Linked DNA regions of Homo sapiens: region 2 is linked to region 1. A link is an interaction called in ENCODE POLR2A ChIA-PET data of the cell type or tissue named here. Cell type or tissue: Panc1. All regions are shown on one strand. Each heading gives the region's core, and the rest is flanking DNA. Links, peaks and the distances in the headings are about the cores only.

Region 1 (12,028 bases), core at 1,306-9,305:
TCAGGTCAGATCTCTTTCACTGTCATAATTTTCTCACCATTATAAGTTTTGCAAAGGCAGTTTCTAACAAGCTTGCAGTGCTTCCCTGGTGTCACCTTGTAAGAATTCCCAAGTTCATCAGGTGTGGTGGCTCACGCCTGTAATCCCAGCACTTTTGGAGGCTGAGGTGGGAGGATCGCTTGAACCCAGGAGTTTGAGACAAGCTTGGGCAACATGGCGAAACCCCATCTCTACTAAAAATACAAAAATTACCTGGGTGTGGTGGTGCATTCCTGTCACCTGAGCTACTTGGGAAGCTGATGTGGGAGGGTCACCTGAGCCTGGGGAGCTAGAGGCTGCAGTGAGCTGTGAGCTGTGATTGTGACACTGCACTTCAGCCTGGATGGCAGAGTGAGTCCTTGTCTAAAAAAACAAAAAAAATTCCCAAGTCCTAGAAACTGGTTTAGAGGTGGCCCAGCCCATGGTGTGATGGATGGGTAAATGAAGGGGCTCATGTTCGTTAGGCAGGATTTGAATGTCTAAGATCTCAGGGAGATATAACCAGCCCCTGTGTCTTCTTAGTGAGGTATAAGAAGCTGTCTTTTCCAGAAATCACAGGTTAGACTATTCCCCCATATGTAAATCAATACAAGTTGATGATCTGAAAGAACAGAAATTGATTAAAAGGAGGCAGACTGCAGGCAAATAAAATCCCAGGAAAACCTGGTATAACATGTAACTTGATGGTGTTACCATTGTCTTATATAGTAGGAATTGCTATGGCAGCACACAGCACAAGAGTGCTGAAAAACATTTTGGCTGGTTCCTTTTGCAGGCTAGGGAGTGTTTTCACTCATGTGCAATATGTCCCTGAGCCCTGCTGATCTTGCTTGCTTGGGACCATGAGGATAATGAGCAATGGCAGTGTCCTCAGAGCACGTTCCAGGATGAGGGGATTGGAAAGCACTATCTTCTGAATTCCTAATAGAGGAAAGCAAACCAACGATGTTCAGGGCTCGAGAATAGAGAGCAATAACTACGTCTATATCTAATTCTGCCCATGCCATCTAGCCACAAACCATCAACACTTTGCACCTATAGAAGCTTCCTCTAGAGTGTCTTCTGTGAATACCTGTGTAGAGTTGGCCCAGAAGGATTCTGGCCTGGGACTAAATTCAGCCATCTATTCTGAGAGACCAAAGTCTGAATTCAAAACCAAAAACCAGAAACTGAAGAAAGGAAGAAAAAAACAACAACCCTTAGTCTCCTGAGAAACCTAGGGAAAGGGAGGAGGTGCATACAAATACCCAGGGCCACACCGAGAGAGGACTTAACTGGCCTGAGAAAAAATGTGCCATTGTAAGTGGAGAAGAAAACAGCTATTGTCTAACACTTAAATAAAAAATACTCTATAAACAGCTAACAGCTGTTTTTCAGCCTTTGCTTTTTAGAGCAAAAGCCAATAAAAGAGAAGACATGTGCTTTCAAATGTGGTTTTTGTTCAGAGCCCAGATTTTCTACAACTAATTTACAACCCAGAAGTAGACCCTGTTTCAGATAGTTTTGTTTTGAAGAATAGAGAAAACTACAAAGTTCAGTAGAATGCCACAGGCCCAGATGGAGGTTGAGCCAGACAGACTTTGCTGTACCAAGGAAAGACTTTGCTGACTTGATGGACAAGTCAGCGGTGATTTTAGTGTTAAAAGACAGAAACCAGAACTCTCAAACCCCACCTCAATAAGTGGACAATGAAAGGAAAAAACAGCAACTTTGCATGCAAAAGTAGGAAACAAGGTGCATCTCTCTGAGATGCTGTTGCTTGATTGATTTCAGCACCCTAGCTACCATGATCATCAAAGGAGTAAATAATACAGTCCTTACATTGTCCACATGTAAAAGCCACCTGATAAGACTATGAGGACTTTAATGGGCATCCATATTGTAAATAAGGAAATTATAGGGGACTCTCAAAAGGGATATTTGTATACAAAATTACTAGCTAAATTCTGCAATTATGAAGCCAGAAGGATAACAGTGAGGCAAGGCCCTTGTTATAAACAGAGACACAGAGATGATCCCATACTTATTCCCTCCTAGTGCCTCTGTTCATGCTGTTTCCTCCACCCTGAGTACCAGCTTCAGGCCCTTAAAGGAAATCCTACACTTACTCTGGGTATCAGTTCTTCACCCATCTCTACCTTTGTATTACATGTGAGGACATTTAGATGATACAGCTGTAGATATAGACATAGATAGACAGATGCAGACAGAGAAAGAGAGATAGAGCTTTGAAATGTGCTCTAGTTCTTTCCTATGTCTATGTCTTATTGTTTCTAAAATTTTGAAGTGTGGGCTACACCTACTTGTGCCTGTCTAATTCTTGCAGTTGTGTTCATATGCCTTGAACATTACGAACACACACCATCCATTCTCACTATTCTGACAAAACTGATCCTTTGAAGGCCTCCTGCTATAATTCTACTACATTCTGGATACAACATGTTTTTTAATGCGCAGCTGGGCTTGCAGCAATGGCAAACAAACTCTCCAAGCAAAGAAACAATGGCAGTGAGCTGAAATCCAGGAAAGAGCTAAAAGGTAAGTGTGGGACAAAATCTGACACTAAGCCCCAAGCCCATTACAAGGTGCAAAAGTCAACTTCAGGTCTCCCACTGTAAACCATGACCCCTGAAGGAGGCTCAACCAGTCCTCTGGGCCATGGAAGAAGCAAGTGACAACCTCTTCTGGAGTACATAACTTCAACTTAGGACCCCAAGACTCCCAGTGATCAAGCACAATGTGTTCAGGATCAAAGACCACCACCAAACAGCAAGAGAATAAGCCAGCATATGGAAAAGAAAGCAAAAATAATAAACAATAAATTTACACTCCCAAGACTTTGGTATTAGAATTATTAAATGCAAAATAGTGCATTTTAAATGCAAAATCATGCATACCAAGTGTTGTATAGGAAATATTTAAAGAAATCCAAGATGAGATCATAAATGTATGGAAGTAACCCAGATACTATGAAATATGACCAGGCAGATTTGAAAAAGAGCCAAGTAAAACATTTATAAATGAAAAATATAGTTGTTGACATTAAAAACTCAATGACCAAATTAAACAGTATATAAGAAACAACTGAAAAGAGAATTATTTAACTAATATATCTGAAGAAATTACCTGGAATATAACACAAAGAGACAGGAAGATAGAACATCAAAGAGGGGTCAAGACATAGAGGATAGAATAAGATTTAATATAATAGGAGTGGCAGAAAAGACTAGAGAAAATAGATGAAAAACCAATATTAAAAAAGATAATAAAAGAGAATTTCCAGAACTGATAAGAGATGAGTTCCCAGATATAGAAAGTTAAACTACCCTTGCAAAAATTACAACAGTGAGAAAGTTATGACAGTGAAAGAGATCTGACCTAACTGACTCCATCCTGCGTTTAACCTCCAACCTGCCCCTCTTCCTTCCTGGGCATAGGCTGAACTAACTTTGGGAGGAATTTAGTTTATAGTTTGAAACAAAGACGATAACAGCCCCTCCCTGAAACAAACCTCCTCCTTGTGTGGGGACCAAACTGCCTCTGTAAAACTAACAGATTAACCACAAGATTAGAAATTATGGCTTAGGAGTTATACAGCCAGAGGGCACCAGATTCCTAACCTTCTAATTGCTTTTGTGAATAACATCTAAGATTGGTGTTTGGAATATTTTTCAGACTCTGCACTCTGATGGATCCAGTGGCGCCACCCAGACCAGTAAACTGGCTCCTCTGGTCTTGTGGCCACCATCCAGGAGCTGACTCAGAGCAAGAGGACAGCCTGGACTCCCTGTGATTTCATCCTCAACCCAACCAATCAGCACTCCCCATTCCCTAGCCCCCTGCCTGCAAGACTGTGTTTCAGGGAGGCTAATGTGAGTAATAATAAAGCTTCAGTCTTCCATTTAGCCTGCTCTATGTGTATTAAACTCTTCCATTCAGCCAACTCTGCACGAATTAAACTCTTTCTCCATTGCAGTTCTCCTGTCTTGATAAATTGGCTCTATCTGGGCAGCAGGCAAGAAGAACTTACTGGGCAGTTACAGATGCACACCATATACCATGCAAGATAAAGCTTTTAAAATCCACACCCAGTCTGCAAAAGATAGTAATAAAATTGCAGAATGCTAAACTCAGAAAGATCTTAAAGCAGAAAAATGACAGATCATCTACAAAAATTATTAGCAACATACCTTTATACAGCAACAGAAACTAGACAATTGTGGAACAATATCTTCAAAGTGATAAGCGAAAATAAATGAGAATTGCATGTGCAGCAAAACTACTTTAAAAAAAAAATAGGGGAATAGATGGCCAGGCACGGTGGTGCTCGCCTGTAATCCCAGCACTATGGGAGTCTGAGGCAGGTGGATCATTTGAGGTAAGGAGTTCGATACCAGCCTGGCCAACTTGGTGAAACACCATCTCTACTAAAAATATACAAATTCACCAGGTGTGGTGGGCACCTGTAATCCCAGCTACTCAGGAGGCTGAGGCAGGAGAATCGCTTGAACCTGGGAGGTGGAGGTTGCACTGAGCCAAGATCACGCCATTGCACTCCAGCCTAGGCTACAGAGGGAGTCTCCGTCTCAAAAATAATAATAATAAATAGGGGAAAAGGTATACAAACTTATTTAGTGTGTACACATGGGAACCTTCAGAATGAAGACCCAACTTCTCAATGTGGTACAGCAGCTTACCTGCTATCTTGAGGTTACAGAAAGAATGGGGGCTTGAATCCGGATAGAATGGGTTATGGGAATGGGGAGGAGAATAATTGTATTGAGGGGCAATAAATGATCACCAGGGAAAATGGTTGGATCAGGGAGCAGAAATTAACTTGTAAGTAGTTCTTGGAATGTAAATGATCCTTAGAGACAGTCATTATCTCAAAAAGGTTCCGTTCAGGTGTGGTTACATTCTTGGTCTTCTTTCCTGTAATGGATAATGAGATAACGGAGGAGAACAAGAGCAATTGTTCTCCTCGGTGGATCATTCCTATCTTTATGTAGGTGGGAAAAGCCTCTTCTAGTGCTTGTTGATCTCTAAGGGTGTTGAATTCAACATACTCACTATACCAGGGAGCCATATTTTGGGGTGAAATATTTCAGTCATCACTTTGAAACTTAAAAAAATTCACATATTAAAAGACAAGCAGATAGCTTTGGAGAAATTTGTTTTAGAGCTTGTTAGAGATAGACAAAGAAATGGAAAGACAAATTGGAAGGAACAGAAAAGAGCAAATTTAAATATATCATCCTCGTATCTTCTTTAGTCAGTCTCTTAGTCCTGAGAATAGATCAGTTAAACAGCTGTGTCTCATTCTAGGAGGTGGCATTGCAGACAGGGTGGGCCACTATATATGATGCAGGCAAACAGATCTTTAATAGGAGGCATTTCTACAGAAACAGAAGGAAAGCAAAGGTGAATGTCCTGGAGCAGTTGATAGACTAGTTTTTCTAGAGTCTCTCAAGCATCTTCAGGTTGCAGTAGCAACCTGACAGATTTTTCTGGATTGTGGCTCGAATCGGGTGTTCAAGTGAACTTTCTGAGAAGTCCATACATCATCAGGCAGGCACAAAAGTTGTATATATATATATATTAATTACATATGTTGCTATTGTTTCTCCCGAAGTTTAAGTTGCTAGCTTCAGTTTATAGAGCTTTAAGAAAAGCACAGTTTTAATTTCTAGTGATTCCAAGTCAGAAAAATGGAAGAAAATTTTGAAAACAGTTGTTTGGAGACTCAGCAAAATTACTTTTAAGAATAAGTGTGAAATAAAGAATTTCCAGGTAAACATTATGTATGAACAAGAAAATGAACAATACAGGGGGTGCTATGCTTAAGCTTCTTTCTGGGCTTTATACCAGGAACACTTTTATGTGAAAAAGAAAAAGATTTAAGTATGAGATTAACATTTACTCCACTGAGTGACAAAGAAGGTTTTTTCATGTTCTCTGACTCTCTGGGAATTCAGGAAACAATTGAGTTATTGGTGGTTTAAAATGTCAGAGAGCAGTAATCACTTGCACAATGTGCTTCCCACTCTCAATTACTTCAGGCATTGTCTGATTTTGAGGCTATTCTTGAGAACTAAAATGTTTTTCTAGTGTATATTGTGTAGTTTCCACGTGCTCAGTATGACTAATGCATTAGTCACAGGTTACACTATGAGAGACTGAAGAAAAGACAGTCTTGATCTCTAGAACGACCTTGCTTCCCAAGTCTAAATTCCTCCTCTCCAACCAATGATTCCCCTCTGCCTCCACCTCTGAGACTGGTTCTTTTCCTGGCAGGAGATACTTACTGAGCAGGTATTTGCCAATTCTTGAAGCCTTTAGTTCAGTAAGAAATCTCCACCCTCCTTCTTATGCAGACATTCTCTCTGGATTCCTCACCCCTTTTCTGGTAATCTCTTGTCTATCGGTGGGAAAATATGTGAGCCCAACTGTTAGAGAATCGAGAAAGGAAGAAACAAGAGAAAAAATTAGGTGGGGTTGATGCAACTTGAACAAAAATATTTTGATCTGTGCTTTTTGTAATATGGAAAAGCATGAACCAACCCATGTATCCCACAATCAGGAACTAGCTTAGCAAATTTGAGCACGTGAAGAAAATGGAATATTATATTGCCTTGCCTGATGACAAATGCAAGGACTATGTGACCAGTGGCTACTTGGGGACTATAGGGCTATCAAACTGCTTACGTAAGCTAAAGTCAACTCATAAACTTAGAGTGCAGACTCAATTATGCACGCAGGTTACAAATACGGAAAAATCAGACAGATAGCCAAGAACTGAAAGAGAATATAGAATCTTCTAACTTAGTAAATTAATAGTGAAAGTGTTTTCATATTGTTTTTGTTGCTTCCATGTTTCTTGCAGTGTTTTTCATGTAAAGGGAGTTACATTTTTATTTTAAATGGTGGGCTGAAAAAATATGGTGAATGTACTAAACTCTGAACAGGAGACAAATCAGTAATTTCTACAAGAAAATTAACTATAACAAATTAGTAACAGGGGATTGAAGTGATGAAAGACTGGCTAGTAACCGGTAAAGAGAGCTCTAAAGAATATAGGAATAGCTGATACAGACAGCAGCTATCTCCCCTAGGACTGAGATAGAGCATTCAAGGAAGAGCTGAGATCCAGGCCTCATGGAAGAGGGTCTGGCCAGGGCTTTCAGGATGGGGGAAAAGTTCATGAGGGGCCTCACTGCTGAGGCTGTCCAGAAACCTGTCTCTGGAGTGCTTAGGAAGGCACCCACTGCAAAGCTGCCCAAGCGGGTGCCAGGGAAGCCATCCAAGGGGCGGTACCCCATTTTGTGCACCCTACTGCAAAGCTTCCTGAGGGGGATCTGGCAGAGGTCATTCACAGGGAGGTGCCCAGGGAAGCTGTCTGCAGGAAGGCATCTCAGGCTGCTGGCCACCTGGGGCTGCAGAGAAAGCTGTCCAGGCTGCAAGAGCCTGAGAAAGCAAGCCCCCTGGAACTAGGAAGAGCAGCCATTTTCTCTCACAATGTCCCTCCAGGACTTCCTGCTGACAAAGCCTAACCCTCATCATTCTCGAAGAGCGAGTAATGAAGGGTGAATTTGGAGCTGAGAGGCAACCAATTGATAATTGTCACAGTGAATTAAGCTGCTGGTGGAGCTTGGGCCATACATATGTTCATTCCAGGCTCAGAGCCCTGGATTTTCCTATCAGAAAGCCAAGCTCATGCAGAAAGCCTGAGCTAGTGATCAGACAGCCCAGCAAGCTGGTTCTTAACTTTCCTTGTGTGCAATATCTTATGAAAGCTCGCTGGCTTTCCATATGAGTCATTAGTATCATGTGCCAGGCCCTAAAATATATATACTTTACATATAATATATATGTTTATATATATTCTTTTTTAAAAATATCAACTGTTATTTTAGATACAGGGGGTACACATGCCAGTTTGTTACATGGGCACATTGCACCTAGTTTGTGAGCATAGTGCCTAATAGGTAGTTTTTCAACCCACATCCTGCTTCTTCCCTCCTCCCTCTAGTAGTCCACAGTGTCTGTTGTCCGCATGTTTATGACCATGTGTGCTCAATGTTTAGCTCCCACTTATAAGTGAGGACACGGGTATTTGTTTTTCTGTTCCAGCATTAATTCATTTAGGATTATGGCCTCCAGCTCCATCCACATTGCTGCAAAGGACATGTTTCATTCTTTTTTATGGCAGTATAGTATTCCACGGTGTATATGCACCACACTTTCTTTATCCAGTCCACTGCTGATGGGCACCTACATTGTTTCCATGTCTTTGCTACTGTGAAGAGTGCTGTGATGAACATACAGGTGCATGTGTCTTTTTGGTATAATGATCTGTTTTCCTTTGGGTAGATACCCAATAATGGGATCGCTGGGTCAAATGGTAGCTCTGTTTTAAGTTCTTTGAGAAATCTCCAAACTGCTTTCCACAGTGGCTGAACTAGTTTACATTCTCATCAACACTGTATAAGCACTCTCTTTTCTCCACAGCCTCACCAGCATCTGTTGTTTTTTACTGTTTCATAGAAGCCATTCTGACTGGTGTGAGATGGTATTTCACTGTGGTTTTGATTTGCATTTCTCTGATGATCAGTGATGATGAACTTTTTTCATATATTTGTTGGCTGCTTGTATGTCTTCTTTTGAGAAGTATCTGTTCATGTCCTTTGCCCATTTTTAATGGAGTTATTTGGTTTTTGCTTGTTGATTTAAGTTCTTTATAGATTCTGGATATTAGACCTTTGTCACATGCATAGTTTGAGAATATTTTGCAACCCATTCTGTAGGCTGTCTGTTTTACTCTGTTGATGGTTTCTTTTGCTGTGCAGAAGCTCTTTCATTTCATTAGGTCCCACTTGCCAATTTTTGTTTTTTGTTGCAATTGCTTTTAAGGGCTTAGCCAAAAATTATTTGTCAAGGTCAATGTTGAGAAGGGTATTTCCTAGGTTTTCTTCTAGGATTTTTATAACTTGAGGTCTTATATTTAAATCTTTAATCCATCTTGAGAAAACTTTTGTATACGGTGAAAGGTAAGGGTCTAGTTTTATTCTTCTGCATATGGCTAGCCAGCTATCCCAGCATCATTTATTGAATAGAAAGTCCTTTTTTTTTTTTTTTGGTCAGCCTTGTTGATCAGATGGTTGTAGGCACACAGCTTTGTTTCTGAGCTTTCTATTCTGTTCCATTGGTCTATGTGTCTGTTTTTGTGCTGGTATCATGCTGTTTTGGTTACTGTAGCCTTATAGTATAGTTTGAACTCAGGTAGAGTGATGCCTCTGGCTTTGTTCTTTTTACTTAGGATTGCTTTGGCTATTTGGTTCCATATGAATTTTAGAATAGTTTTTTCTAATTCTGTGAAGAATAACATGGTAATACGATAGGAATAGCTTTGAATCTGTAAATTGCTTTGGGCAGTAGGGGTATTTTAATGATACTGATTCTTCCAACCCATTTGCATGGAATGTTTTTCCATTTATTGGTGTCATCTCTGAGTTCTTTCAGCAGTGTTTTGTAGTTCTCCTTGTAGAGATCTTTACCTCCTTGGTTAGCTGTATTCCTAGGTATTTCATTTTGTTCATGGCTATTGTAAATAGGACTGTGTTTTTTATTTGACTCTCAGTCTAGATATTTTTAGTGTATAGAAATACTACTGATTTTTGTACATTAATTTTGTATCCTGAAATCATACTAGAATCATTGATCAGTTCTAGTAGCCTCTTGGCAGAGTCTTCAGGGTTTTCTAAGTATAGAATCATACAGTCAGTGAAGAGAGGTAGTTTGACTTGCTTTCCTATTTGGATGACTTTTATTTCTTTCTCTTGCCTTATTGCACTGGCTAGGTCTTTCTATATATATATTCTTATCTTCCCCAAGGCAGACTGAACCAAATGGGTCTTTCCATTCTTGTGATTTCAAACATGCTATATAACAGTACAAATATGCCTTTCAGGTATTAATATACTATGTTAAGGAAAATAATGAATAAAGAACACTGTAAAAATATTTAGTGTCTGCATAAATGCACATGTCATGGTTTTAAAGTTTCTGTCCCATACTCTTTGACAATGGAGTGATCAAGCACGTGGGCCCTCAGCTACTTACTGTGTGACCTTGGGCAAACTATGTACCCTTCTGTTCCTCAATTTCCTCGTCTGTAAAGTGGATATAATAATAACATTTACTTCACAGGATTGTTGGGAGGTTTAAATGAAGTAATATATGTAAAGCTGTTAGGACAGGGCCTAGAGAGAGTAAGCACTCCACATGTTAGGTATTTGTATTAATATTTGAGAATGTCAATACGCAGACCCTTCTGTGCCCAGACCCCTCTCGAGTCCCCTACAATCTCTGCCAGTCTCCTTCCTTAGAATGTTCACCTTCCTCACAAACTGTGTGGCTTCTAAACATTGTGTGCCTCCTAAGGGGCACCTGGGCATGGTGCCACCACCAAGCCATGCTGATAGCCCATCACTGGCCACGCAGGACACAGGCCCACTCTTCTATCATCAATGCTGAACAGAAAGGCTGAAAGCCAAAACAAGTAAACTGGCCTCCACACAACCGATCCAAACAGCCTGGGGCCTGGCAGTGCCAGGGGAAGAGCTTGAAAGGAAAAACAACCAAAAACAACACACAAGCTTATCTTTGTCATGGCTGACCCAGCTCACAGCCAGGCACGGAAACAGAGTGGCTTTATAAGAAAATGCCTTTCTTTCCACGCAGTAATTGAATCCAGTTGTGGCTTGAGGTTATACATTAGTGGGGTTTTAAAAAGGTTTGTCTCTTAGACAATTCTGCTCCAGCTGAGCAATCTTATATTTCTGTTAAATTCCTGTGAAGCAGCGTGCTAAATCATCCATCATATCATATAATCCTTTGGGATCTGACTCTCACACTCACCCAACAGATAAGCCAGGAATCCTTTAGGCTCTTTAAAAGCTAAACCTCTTGAGTGGAGTCCAGGACAACCCCTCTGGATACAGAATTCTGCTTTGCAGTAAATAGCATTTGGGGCAGTTCTAGGGCCGCTGAATTTTCAGAAGGCTTCAGGTTGACTTTAGCACCATTCCTCTTCAAGAGGGCTCTCTCTCCTTGTCCAATCAATACTCTTCTGGCGACCCCCTAAGGGGGAAGAGCTCAGCGGTGGCTAGGACAGGATGTTTCAGAGTCAGATTGGGTTGCATCTTGTCCCATGGCTATCACTGCCGGCTGACAGCACACTTCACTGCTAATGAAATGAAACAGTCCCTCTTCTAGCAACTGCCACCCACATCAGGACAGCAAGTCTTACACCACCAGTTGGAGTCCTGCCCTGGAGCCCTCAGGGGCACAGATTCAAAGGCCGTCGCCAGAAGCTCTTCACTAAAGCAGGCTTTTTACGAAGTTTTAATGACTTTGGTCATCCTGCAATGATAAAAAGATCCACATGGGCACTAGAGTGGGATATGGGTTGAATTAAGAAGAGTGAAGTGTCTTTTGTAGACATGAGTACGCACTCTGTGCACTGGACTCTGGTTGTGTGAAAGCTACAAAGAGTGTGCAGTCTCTCCTGTCCTCGGCACCTTATGTGCCTCTGTCCTCCAGCTTCTCCCTGGTTTCAAAACACTTTCACTCAGGGTGCTGGGCGGAAAGGAAATGGCACATATAGACACTTGGGAGAGTTTAGTAAAGACGCTATTTGCAAAGGTGTGAGCAGGGTATGGGGTTGGGGGCTGGGGGGAGGGCTCCACCCCTGGCCTGAGGGTGAAGGGAACAGGCACTAGATCCAGAGACAGCAGAGTGGGAACTAACAGGAATCGTGACACAGCCGACAGGGTGACCCCACAGCGAGGTGCAGGGGAATCCAGCCCCTGCAGCTTCAACCTCTGCTCTCCTGGGGGGGGCTCCCTAGCCACAGCCCACCAGAAGCCAGAGGGCAATGGGGCCTGTGGATGGCGCCATACGAGTCAGCCTCTGCCCTGCTCATGCCAGC
Region 2 (12,028 bases), core at 2,741-10,740, 270 kb after region 1:
CACCTGTAATCAGCAGCACTTTGGGAGGCCAAGGTGGGAGGACTGCTTGAGCCCAGGAGTTCAAGACCAGCTTTGGCAACATAGTGAGACCCTGTCTCCACAAAAAATTTAAAAAGTAGCCAGGCTTAATGGTGTACGCCTGTGGTCCCAGCTACTCAAGAGGCTGAGGTGGGAGAATTGCTTAGGCCCAGGAGATTGAGACTGCACTGAGCCATGATCATGCCACTGCACTCCAGCCTCAGTGACAGAGCAAAACTCTGTCTCAAAAAAGTAAAATAAATTACAGGTTTTTTTGTGTGTTTTTTTTTTGAGACAGGGTTTTGCACTGTCGCCCAAGCTAGAGTGCAGTGGCGTCATCTCGGCTTACTGCAAGCTCCGCCTCCCAGGTTCACACCATTCTCCTGCCTCAGCCTCCCGAGTAGCTGGGACTACAGGTGCCCACCACTGCACCCGGCTAATTTTTTGTATTTTTAGTACAGACAGGGTTTCGCAGTGTTAGCCAGGATGGTCTCGATCTCCTGACCTCGTGATCCACCTGCCTTGGCCTCCCAAAGTGCTGGGATTACAGGCATGAGCCACCACACCCAACCTTAAAGTTATTTTAAATTTTTTTAAATAAGAAAAAGACAACCCTATTAAAAAGTGAGCGAAGGACATGAATGGACACTTCTCAAAAGAAGACATACAAGTAGCGAAAAAACATGGGAGAAAACACTCAACATCACTAATCATCAGAGAAACACAAATTAAAATCACAGTGAGATACCATCTTACACCAGTCAGAATTGCTATTATCAAAAATAAAAAGCAAGAGATGTTGGCAAGGTTGAGGAGAAAAGGGAATGCTTATATACAGTTGGTGGGAATATAAATTAGTTCAGCCCCTGTGGAAAGCAGTTTGGAGATTCCTCCAAGAATCAAAAATAGAATTACCATTTGACCCAGCAATCCCATTACTAGGTATCTACCCAGAGGAAAAGAAATCATTCTACCAAAAAGACACCTGCACTCGTATATTTATCATAACACTATTCACAATACAAAAGTCATGGAATCCTCCTGGGTGTCTATCAACAGTTAAAAAGAAAATGTGGTATATATACACCATGGAATACTATGCAGCCATAAAAAAGAATGAAATCATGTCCTTTGCAGCAACATGGGTTGGGCTGGAGGCCATTATCCTAAGTGAAATAAGTAAGAAAACAGAAAATTAAATACCGCATGTCCTCACTTATAAGTGGGAGCTAAACAATGGGTACACACAGACATAAAGATGGGAACGACAGACACTGGGGACTCCAAAAGGGGAAAAACAGAGGAAAAAGGGTTGAAAAGCTGCCTACTGGGTACTATGTTCACTATTTGGTGATGGGTTCAATACAAGCCCAAACTCAGCATTATGCAATATACCCATGTAACAAACCTACCCATGTAACAAACCTGCACATGTATCCCCAAATCTAAAATTTAAAAGAAGAAAAAAATTCACATTGACATCAGAGATAGTATCTAAATTGACACATAATGAAAAAGAAATTTAAGTTTATAATTTAAAGCCATAAAAGTATTTACTAGAAACAAATTAAAATAGAAGCAATAAATTTGAAGGTTAGGATGAGAAAACAAAAGGGGGTAGTATGATTTCACAAAATTGCTCAGCTTCTCTGATGGAAACTTAACAAAAATTGCCTAAAGTTGATAAATCAAGAAGCAGAATTATATGCATATTATTTAAAGTTATAATGGTAAGCAACAGTAAGCAACAGCAAAACTTAAACAGAAATGGTTAACACTGGTTACCTCTGAGATGTGACAAGGACAGCCTCCGGCACAGACAGTAAGAAGGAAGGCTTTGACTTTTTTTTTTTTCTTTTGAGACAGAGTCTTGCTCTGTAGCCCAGGCTGGAGGGCAGTGGTGCCATCTCGGCTCACTGCAACCTCCGCCTCCCAGGTTCACGCCATTCTCCTGCCTCAGCCTCCTGAGTAGCTGGGACTACAGGAGCCTGCCACCATGCCCGGCTCATTTTTGGTATTTTTAGTAGAGACGGGGTTTCATTGTGTTAGCCAGGATGGTCTCGATCTCCTGACCTCGTGATCCACCCGCCTTGGCCTCCCAAAGTGCTGGGATTACAGGCGTGAGCCACCGCGTCCAGCCTAGACTTTTACTTTTCATTTTATATACAACTATACTAAGTTTTTTTACCATGTGTAACCATTGTTTCATAATTTTAATAGCATAAAATTATTTCCACTTTGATACAAATATACAACAAAGATCAACAGATTGCTGAAAAATCAGTTAATAGAATTCTGGTTTTGTAAGTAAGACAAGATCAAATTACATAAAACCTTTCAGAAAACAGAAAAGTCCTTTTTTAAATTTGCACCTAAATCCTAAAATAATAGGATTTACTCAGTGTTTAAGTCACTCTTAAAATGCAATTACAATAACTACACTGAGGTTGGGTGCAGTGGCTTACACTTGTAATCCCAGCACTTTGGGAGGCCAAAGCGGGTAGATGGCTTGAGCCCAGGAGTTCGAGACCAGTCTGGGCAACATGGAAAAATCCACTGTCTCTACAAGAAATGCAAGAATTAATCAGGCATGGTGGTAACATGCCTGTAGTCCCAGCTACTCAAGAGGCTGAGATGGGAGGATCATTTGAGCACAGGAAGTCCAGGCTACAGCGAGCTGTGGCTGCACCACTTTCAGCCTGGGTGACAAGAGCAAGACCCTGTCTCAAGAAAAGAAAGAGAAGAAAGAAAGAAATACAGAACGAAAAGAAAAGAAAAGAGAGAAAGGGACGGAGGGAGGGAGTTTTCCAGAAACCATGGACTTACCTTTCTGTCCAAATTTAAATATCTACAAATATCAGCAAAACACTTTGCCATGAATAGGTTTTGTTCTATAACTACAGAACAAAACAAAGTTAACTGGCCTACTTGGTAAATAAATCCATTCCCTAATCACATTCAGCTTAGTAACTGAGATCATCCATCACAAACCCTCACTGAAAAAAATGTTTTTAAATAGAAAATACACAATAGGTTTAAAGCCTCTATAAGAAGAGTGTATTTTTCCTTTAGCAAGACATATTATAGTTCAAGTTAAAGATTCTTTTTTCTTTTTTATTTTTGAGATGGAGTCTTACTCTGTGGCCCAGGCTGGAGTGCAATGGCGCGATCTCGGCTCACTGAAACCTCTGCCTCCCGGGTTCAAGCGATTCTCCTGCCTCAGACCCCTGAGTAGCTGGGACTACTCAGGGTAGGTGCGTGCCACCACGCTGGGCTAATTTTTGTATTTTTTAGTAGAGACGGGGTTTCACCATATTGGCCAGGCTGGTCTCGAACTGACCTCGTGATCCGCCCACCTCGGCCTCCCAAAGTGCTGGGATAACAGGCGTGAGCCACCACACCCCGCCAAGTTAAAGATATTTTATAAAGACCTGTTGCCGGGCGCGGTGGCTCACACCTGTAATCCCAGCACTTTGGGAGGCCGAGGCGGGCGGATCACGAGGTCAGGAGAACGAGACCATCCTGGCTAACACGGTGAAACCCCGTCGCTACTAAAAATACAAAAAAATTAGCCGGGCGTGGTGGCGAGCGTCTGTAGTCCCAGCCACTCGGGAGACTGAGGCAGTAGAATGGCGTGAACCCAGGAGGCGGAGCTTGCAGTGAGCCGAGATCGCGCCACTGCACTCCAACCTGGGCGACAGAACAAGACTTCGTCTCAAAACAAAAAAAAAAAGACACCTGTTATTTGAGGACTTTACAGGTTTTTATTTCTCTTTGATCACTCACTTCTGGATAAGAACTCAAACCCTCAATAAATAACTACTGCTGCACACTTGTATCCTGAATTACATCCTGTCTTCTCTCGTGAGACTCTCTTTTATCCTGTACAGTGCACATTCAAAACAGCTATTACAGGAAGTGTTGGACTAATCAGCTATTTGTAAATGGACAAAAATCTTTAAATAGCTTTGTCTGCTACTCCTTTATGGTTCTAGATACTACTGGTTTTAAAGAAATTGTCATGCTAGTTGTTCATCTTGTCCCTTTGTTTTAGAATCCCAAAGTACCACTAATATTATATAGTCACAACATTATAACAAGTTGATCTTTAAAAAAACACATTAGTTTTTAAACATCCAAATACTCTAATAGTTTACCACCAAGAAAATTACAAATTGTAATATATTGCTTTAAAATCTTCTATATTGTCATCTAACCCTGCACTATAGAATAATTTTTCAAAACAAATAGATGTCCCTCAGTATACCTAAAGGGTTGGTTCTGGGACCCCTGCATATACCAAAACCCACATATACTCAGGTCCTGCAGTTGGCCCTGGAGAACCCACCTATACAAAAAGTTGGCCCTCATATACGCAGGTTTCACAAATCTGCGTGTAAGTGGACCCACACAGTTCAAACTCCTGCTGTTCAACAGTCAACTGTACACAATTTATAACACCACATATGAACTTATTTGTCTAGCATATTAAGTTCAAAAATGTAGGACACTATATTTTATATACTTTAAAAAATAAAAATACTTAATTCATCAACACTGACATAGATTGCATTAAAAACCTTTCCATGGATCTACTCTTCCTATGTAAAACTCAGAGACATGCCTTTTCCATGCTCCTAAAACAGTAGCCATGAGAAAGTAGCTTAAGCCCAGGAGGCAGAGGTACAGTGAGCCAAGATCGTGCCACTGCACCCCAGCCTGGATAACACTTCTCAAAAAAAAAAAAAAAAAGTAAGTAACTTGTACTTCCTTTAACAAATGATTTATAGCTCATTTTTATGTGTTAATTATCACTGTCAGCTGGGTGCAGTGGCTGACGCTTGTAATCCCAGCACTTTGGGAGGCCGAGGTGGGCAGATCACCTGAGGTCAAGAGTTTGAGACCAGCCCGGCCAACATGATGAAACCCCGTTTCTACTAAAAAATACAAAATTAGCTAGGCATGGTGGCGCATTCCTGTAATCCCAGCTACTTGGGAGGCTGAGGCAGGAGAATCGCTTAAACCCGGGAGGCAGAGGTTGCGGTGAGCCAAGATCGTGCCATCACACAACAGCCTGGGCAAGAAGAGCGAAACTCCATCTCAAAAAAAAAAAAAAATTATTATTGTCTTAACATTTCACTTCCTTATTCTTAGCCAACCCCCCCATCTCCAGTCTTCAGATATTTCTATCTTATACATCACCATATTAGTAAACCATTCCAAGCCATTACTTCCAAAGGTAAACAGCTTCTAGGACTTTAACTTACAGACACATTAATAGGTACAAAATGCTGTGCTTACTAGGATATTCACTTCAGTGTTAGTACTAGCAAGACTGGAGACAGCCAATGATGTAAGTCAATACAATGAGATACAACAAAACTATTAAGAGAAACAAGGCATCTCTGTATATAGATATGTCATAATGTTTAAGCAATGTTTAAGATTTAAAATATGGGCCAAGCACTGTGGCTCACGCCTGTAATCCCAGCACTTTGGGAGGCTGAGGCAGATGGATCACTTGAGGTCAGGAGTTCGAGACCAGCCTGGCCAACATGGTGAACACTGTCTCTACTAAAAATACAAAAAATTAGCCAGGTATAGTGGTATATGCCTGTGGTCCCCGCTACTCAGGAGGCTGAGGCAGGAAAATTGCTTGAACCTGGGAGGTGGTGGTTGCAGTGAGCCAAGATCTTCCCACTGCACTCCAGCCTGGGTGACAGAGAAAGACTCCGTCTCAATAAATAAATTAAATAAATAAAAATAAAAATAAAAATAGGGCCAAGCATGATGGCTTATGCCTGTAACCCCAGCACTTTGGGAGGTCAAGGTAGGAGGATTACTTGAGGCCAGGAGTTCAAGACCAGACTGAGAGACATAGCAAGACCTCATCTCTACAAATAATTTAAAAAAAAAAAAAAAAGCTGGGCATGGCCCACATCTGTAGTCCCAGTTACTCAGGAGGCTGAGGTGAAACAATCGCTTGAGCCCAAGAGACAGACTTGCTTGAGCCCAGGCAGCCAAAGCTGCAGTGAGCCATGATCTAAAAATAGAAAAGTGTGCAGCACACTAGCATGTCATATTTAATGACATCTTTAAGTTAACACACATGCACATACCCCAAAAGAAAATCCTCTTAAAGGACAACCAAGAATGACTGCCCCTAAAAAAGGGAAAGAATGGCTGGGAAAGGGATGACTTACGTTACACTGGTGGTTTTTTGTTATTTTTGTTTTATTGAAACAGAGTCTCACTCTGTCACCCAGGCTGGAGTGCAGTGGTGCAATATTAGCTCACTGCAGCTTCCACCTCCCAGGTTCAAGCAATTATTGTGCCTTAGCCTCCCGAGTAGCTGGGATTACAGGTGTGTACTACCACGCCCGGCTAATTTTTTGTATTTTTAGTAGAGACGGAGTTTTCGCTGTTGGCAAGGCTGGCCTTGATCTCCTTGCCTCAAGTGATCTGCCCACCTCGGCCTCCCCAAAGAGCTGGGATTATAGGCATAAGCCACCGCGCCCAGCCACATTGTATATTTTTACGCACATATACTATTTACAAACTTTTTTTTATAATACCTTTTTTTTTTTTTAAGAGAGTCTCGTTCTGCTGCCCATGCTGAAGTGCAATGGCATCATCATAGCTCACTATAGCCTCAAACTCCTGGGCTCAAGCAATCCTCCCACCTCATCCGGCCATAAAATACTTTTTTGAAAAAGTAGTTAAATATCCTTGATTCCATTCATAAATTGATAGTTCTTCAAGTATTGGTTTGCTTTATCAAGCTATTTCAGCCTTAATATTTCTCCTGTAACTTGAAAAAAGACATAACAGTTTTCCTATTTATCCACACCCTGATTTAAACATTTTTATTGAAAGGTCACTTGATGGATCAGAGAATTATTTGTTGCTAAGCCACTCATCCAAAGACTCTAAACCTACACAGTCCAATGTGATAGCTACTAATTAGTTTCTAATCACACTAACTACATTCCAGTAATCGATACCTATGTGTGGCGTGTGGCTTGTGGCTAGCATATTGGACAGCACAGATGCTAAACATTTTCAGATCACTGCAGAAAGTTCTATTGGACATCACTGCTCTACACCAGGAGTCAACAAACTATAGCCTGCAGACTAAATTCAGCCAACTGCTTATTTGTATAAATAAAGGTCTACTGGAACACAGCCATCCTTATCCATACTGGTTTACGTATTATCTGTCGATGCTTTGGCACTACAATAGAGTTGAGTAATTGCACCAGAGACAGTAAAGCCCAAAAGGCCTAAAATATTTAGTATCTGCCAGAAAAAGTTTGCTGATCACTGCTCTAGATTATCAAATTTCATTGAAAAAGAACACATTAATTTCCCTTAGGCCTCAAAAAGTTTTTGAAGGCTTGCATTACAAAAATGACAAACCAGTTAAACATAAACAGATGTCTACTTCATTTACTAAGTGTTAAAGATACTTAATTTTTTACCATAAACCCATAAAACCAAAATTTGTCCTAAAATGTATTTAAATACTGGTATTTTCTAAGCATCTCTATAAAATAGCTAGTAAAAGCACAGAAGACAGATTACTAGTCTAGCAATTCTAAAAGAGCTGGCCTAAGAGAAAATATTTATTTCTCAAAAATATGCCTATTTTCCTTAGCAATATCTAATATCTGTTCAAAGAAATGGGGCCAGGCGTGGTGGCTCACACTTGTAATCCCGGCACTTTGGGAGGCCGAGGCAAGTGGATCATGAGGTCAGGAGATTTAGACCATCCTGGCTAACACGGGGAAACCCCATCTCTACTAAAAATACAAAAAAAAAAAAAAATTAGCCGGGCATGGTGGTGGGCGCCTGTAGTCCCAGCTACTCGGGAGGCTGAGGCAGGAGAATGGCATGAACCCAGGAGGCGCAGCTTGCAGTGAGCCGAGACTGCGCCACTGCACTCCAGCCTGGGAGACAGCGAGACTCCATCTCAAAAAAAAAAAAAAGAAATGGGCCAGGCACAGTGACTCATGTCTGTAATCCCAGCACTTTGGGAGGCTGAAGCAGAAGGATCACTGGAGCCCAGGAGTTCGAGACCAGCCTGGGCAACACAGTGAACACAGTGAGACCTCGTCTCTACAAAACAACAACAAAAATTAGCCAGCACGTGCATCTGTGGTCCTAGCTACGCAAGAGCCTGAGGCAGGAGGATCACTTGAGCCCAGGAGTTCAAGGCTACAGTCAGCTACGACTGCACGACAGCACTCCAGCCTTGGTGATAGAGTGAGACAGTCTCAAGTGAAAAAAATGAAAAAAGAAATTTATCAACTGTTTGGAAAAGCAGTACATTTCTTAGAAAAAATACATTAGAAGTATTTACATCTAACCACCTATTTCATATAACATTACTGTATTTCAGGCTTTCAAAGCAATTACTAAAAACTTCGTTTTTTAAGAAAAGTAAATAAACTTGCGTTTTTAAAGGAATTTGGTCTGCTTTTAAAATCAGTGGAGCATCTTTACCAATTAAAGGCATTTTTAATTGAATATAATTTTGTGTATTATGTGACCAACTCTGTACAAGGCACTGGACAGAATGATGATCCTTTTGCAGCTAGTAATTTATGAGGCATATTAGTATCACTTACAGTGACTTTACATATGTAAGAACAAAGGGGTAGAAACACAGCTGAGGAGTACACCGAGTGATTAAGAGAAGGCTTCAAGGAGGAAAGCTATTTGAGTTGGGTATTGAAGTATGAGTTTTACAGGTTTGTAAGGATAAGGGAAAAGGGGGAGGGAAGAATGGCACAGCAACACCATTCTAAAGTGAATGTAGAACAAAGAAAATGAGACATGAAAGGACTTAAGTACCAGAAAATACGAGTTCAATGCTACAGAAGTATATAGCTTAAATGCAACTGGAAAAAAGAAATGGTGGCAGGTATAAAGACTACAGACTTCAGGGTCTGAATGTAAATGTCTTTACATGACAAACTAAGGAATTAAAATTGGATCTAAGTCTCAAGTATGAATCATGCAAGGAGAGAAGAGAAAGAGATGAGATTGGATCTGATAGTATAAGCCATAGCAAACGTATAGCTTTCCAAAAAGAGATATGACATGATTGATTTTATAGGAAAATGACACTAGCAGCAATTTGGATCTTGGACTATAGTGAGAGACCAACCAGCTACTATCCAAATCAGAAATAATGGCCAAAAGTGTTGACAGTGAGGATGAAGAAAAAAACAGATGAAAAGCAGCAGCATGGCCAGGTAAGGTGGCTCACGCCTATAATCCCAGCACTTTGGGAGGCCGAGGCAGGTGGATCACCTGAGGTTGGGAGTTCGAGACCAGCCTAACCAACATGGAGAAACCCCATCTCTATTAAAAATACAAAATCAGCCAGGCGTGGTGGTGCATGCCTGTAATCCCAGCTACTCAGGAGGCTGAGGCAGGACAATCGCTGGAACCCAAGAGGCGGAGGTTGCAGTGAGCTGAGATCGCACAATTGCACTCCAGCCTGGGCAACAAGAGCAAACTCCATCTCAAAAAAAAAAAAGAAAAGAAAAAAGAAAAGCAGCAGCTACATGTAGTAGAATCTACAGTCCTGCACTCCCACTTTGTAAATGTCCTGTATATGTGATAATTTCCCTTTTCCATATTTTTTTTTGGTATAAATGCACTTTTGGCATGCAAAAAGGTTTATACAGTAAGTTATCAAGACTGGAGGTAAGATGGCCTTTTTTTGTTTTTCCTCCCATGGTATTAGGAAGGAAAATGCAAGAACTCTTGAGTTAGATGTGGATTACAGGCTATCTCTGCTGTGACACTATGAGCATGACAGTTAACCTCTCAAAGCTCTAGGTTTCTCATTTGTAAAAAGAGGAAATTGAACTAGATGATCTAAAACTTTGGAAAGTTCTAATCCTCTGATGATACTGACAAATCTTTAATCTTCTGTAAGTGTCCAACAAAAATGCAAATACAATAATCTAACTACAAACCGATTGTGAAAAACCCATCAAACACAGGCAAATACTATTGTACCTATTAGCTATATGCATCTACATGTACTCATTGTGAAGAATTTCATGACATACATTAAGTTATGTAGTCATCAACCACTCATTTGAAACCCTGACAAAACAAACTCTGTAAGCTGTGTCAGCCATGCAAGGCACCACGCTCGGCTAATTTTTGTATTTTTAGAAGAGACGGGGTTTCGTCTTGTTGGCCAGGCTGGTCTCCTGGTCTCAGGTGATCCACCTGCCTCGGCTTCCCAAAGTGCTGGGATTAAAGGTGTGAGCCACGGCGCCCGGCCAACAAAAGAACTTTTTAACAATATTCCTTTATCGATCAAATTTTTAAATGTTTCTAACTGGAAAAATGCAGTCTTGAAATTTGTAACCATAAATTGTCATGTGCGACTTCTTAATAATGAAGAAAATTTATTTTATGAATTCTTGCTTGTATTAAAAAGTTCAGAAATATTCTGAACTTGTTTCTCTTCAAGAGTAACATTTGGCTGGGTGTGGTGGCATGAGCCTGTAATGCCAGCACTTTGGGAAGCCAGGAGTTCAAGACCAACCTGAACAACACAGCAAGACCCTGTCTGTAAAACGAAAAAACAAAAAAAGAACAACTTTTAAACCGGATTTTTTTTTTTTTTTAAAGTAAAAGAGAGTTGGAGGTCCAGCATGATGGCTCACACTTGTAATCCCAGCATTTTGGGAGGCTGAGACAGGAAGATCACTTGAGCCCAGGAGTTCAAGACTAGCTCTGGCAACACAGCAAGACCCGGTCTCTACAAAAAATATTCAAAAGTATAAATATTAAATAAAAAGGAGAGTTGGGTCAAAAGCCTCTCTTCCTGCAAAACAAAAAGGTGAACAAATAACTTTTTTTTTTTTTTGAGACAGAGTCTCGCTCTGTCGCCCTGGCTGGAGTGCAGTGGCGGGATCTCGGCTCACTGCAAGCTCCACCTCCCGGGTTCACGCCATTGTCCTGCCTCAGCCTCCCGAGCAGCTGGGACTACAAGTACCCGCCACCATGCCCGGCTAATTCCTTTTGTATTTTTAATAGAGACGGGGTTTCACCATGTTCACCAGGATGGTCTCGATCTCCTGACCTCGTGATCCACCCGCCTCGGCCTCCCAAAGTGCTGGGATTACAGGCGTGAGCCACCGCACCCGACCCAGAGAATATTTTTAATTAAAGGTGAAAAACTCAGATGTAAATCTTGCATTTCCAGCCTCTTATAAATTTGTGATATAATTAATATTGCCTAAAGTCATACTTCAAGGGAAATAACATTTTGCTAACTGTAGTATTAAACTTTTCTAATGATATTTTATTTCTTCTAATGTTTCTTCTAAAGACCTGAACAATGTTTTGGTTATATACTACATTATATATACCAGAATCATTTATCTTTAATGTAACCTATGTGATTTCTGGCTCCCTAAAATAGCATTATGCATTTTCTGAGTTAACCAAAATAAAATCTAGAAAGAGCTAAACTGTAATCTACCATGATCGGAGTGTAAAATCCTTTACTATGCAAATCTGCCCACTGTTTAAAACAGTAAAAAAAAAAAAAAAAAAAAATTTAACATGAACCCAAAGGACACAGATGTTCTTTCAAATTGCTGGTATCAATGAACATAAAATTAATCCCACTACCAACCCACAAGAGACGTGGGTGTTTACTGTAAAGTTGCAAATCTCAACCAGATCTTTCATCCAGGAAAAAAGCCTTTATTACGGTTTTTCTTATACGTAATACAGTGATTTAAACTAATGCTTTCAGATCCTGAGAGGTTTTTTTTTTTTTTAGAAAAAAAGCATTATATTTTGAAGACACACAAACTAATCTTACTCTAGTAAAGAAGCTTTATTAATTCTAATTAACAAATTTCACTCAAAAAGGAAGTGTATTCGAATCAAGTACTTTATTAGAGGGGAAAAATATTCAAAAAGAATAGAAGCAAGAATTATCTGGTTTTTGTTGTAAGCCCATACT

Evidence for each region. Peaks named below come from ENCODE experiments on the same cell type or tissue, not always from the same donor. Only the 100,000 strongest peaks of a DNase experiment are listed, where the experiment ranks them.
Region 2: POLR2A ChIA-PET joins it to region 1 with 5 read pairs; 7 of 35 experiments call an interaction of 5 or more read pairs at or near these places.

What each region holds. Positions count from the first base shown.
Region 1 is chr6:110,531,232-110,543,259 of GRCh38, forward strand. It overlaps LOC105377940 (a long non-coding RNA gene), which reads right to left. Exons shown (of 7, transcript XR_007059703.1): 5 at 10,957-11,460; 6 at 6,345-6,485. Among named protein-coding and RNA genes, the nearest start is that of SLC22A16, 61 kb to the left of the region's middle. In Panc1, for the core only: a CTCF peak has its summit at 3,643; a DNase peak (open chromatin) is centred at 6,120; H3K27ac peaks cover 1,082 bases.
Region 2 is chr6:110,801,221-110,813,248 of GRCh38, forward strand. All of the region lies in intron 1 of CDK19 (cyclin dependent kinase 19), which reads right to left. Among named protein-coding and RNA genes, the nearest start is that of CDK19, 8.2 kb to the right of the region's middle. In Panc1, for the core only: no CTCF peak of the experiment used is centred there; no DNase peak of the experiment used is centred there.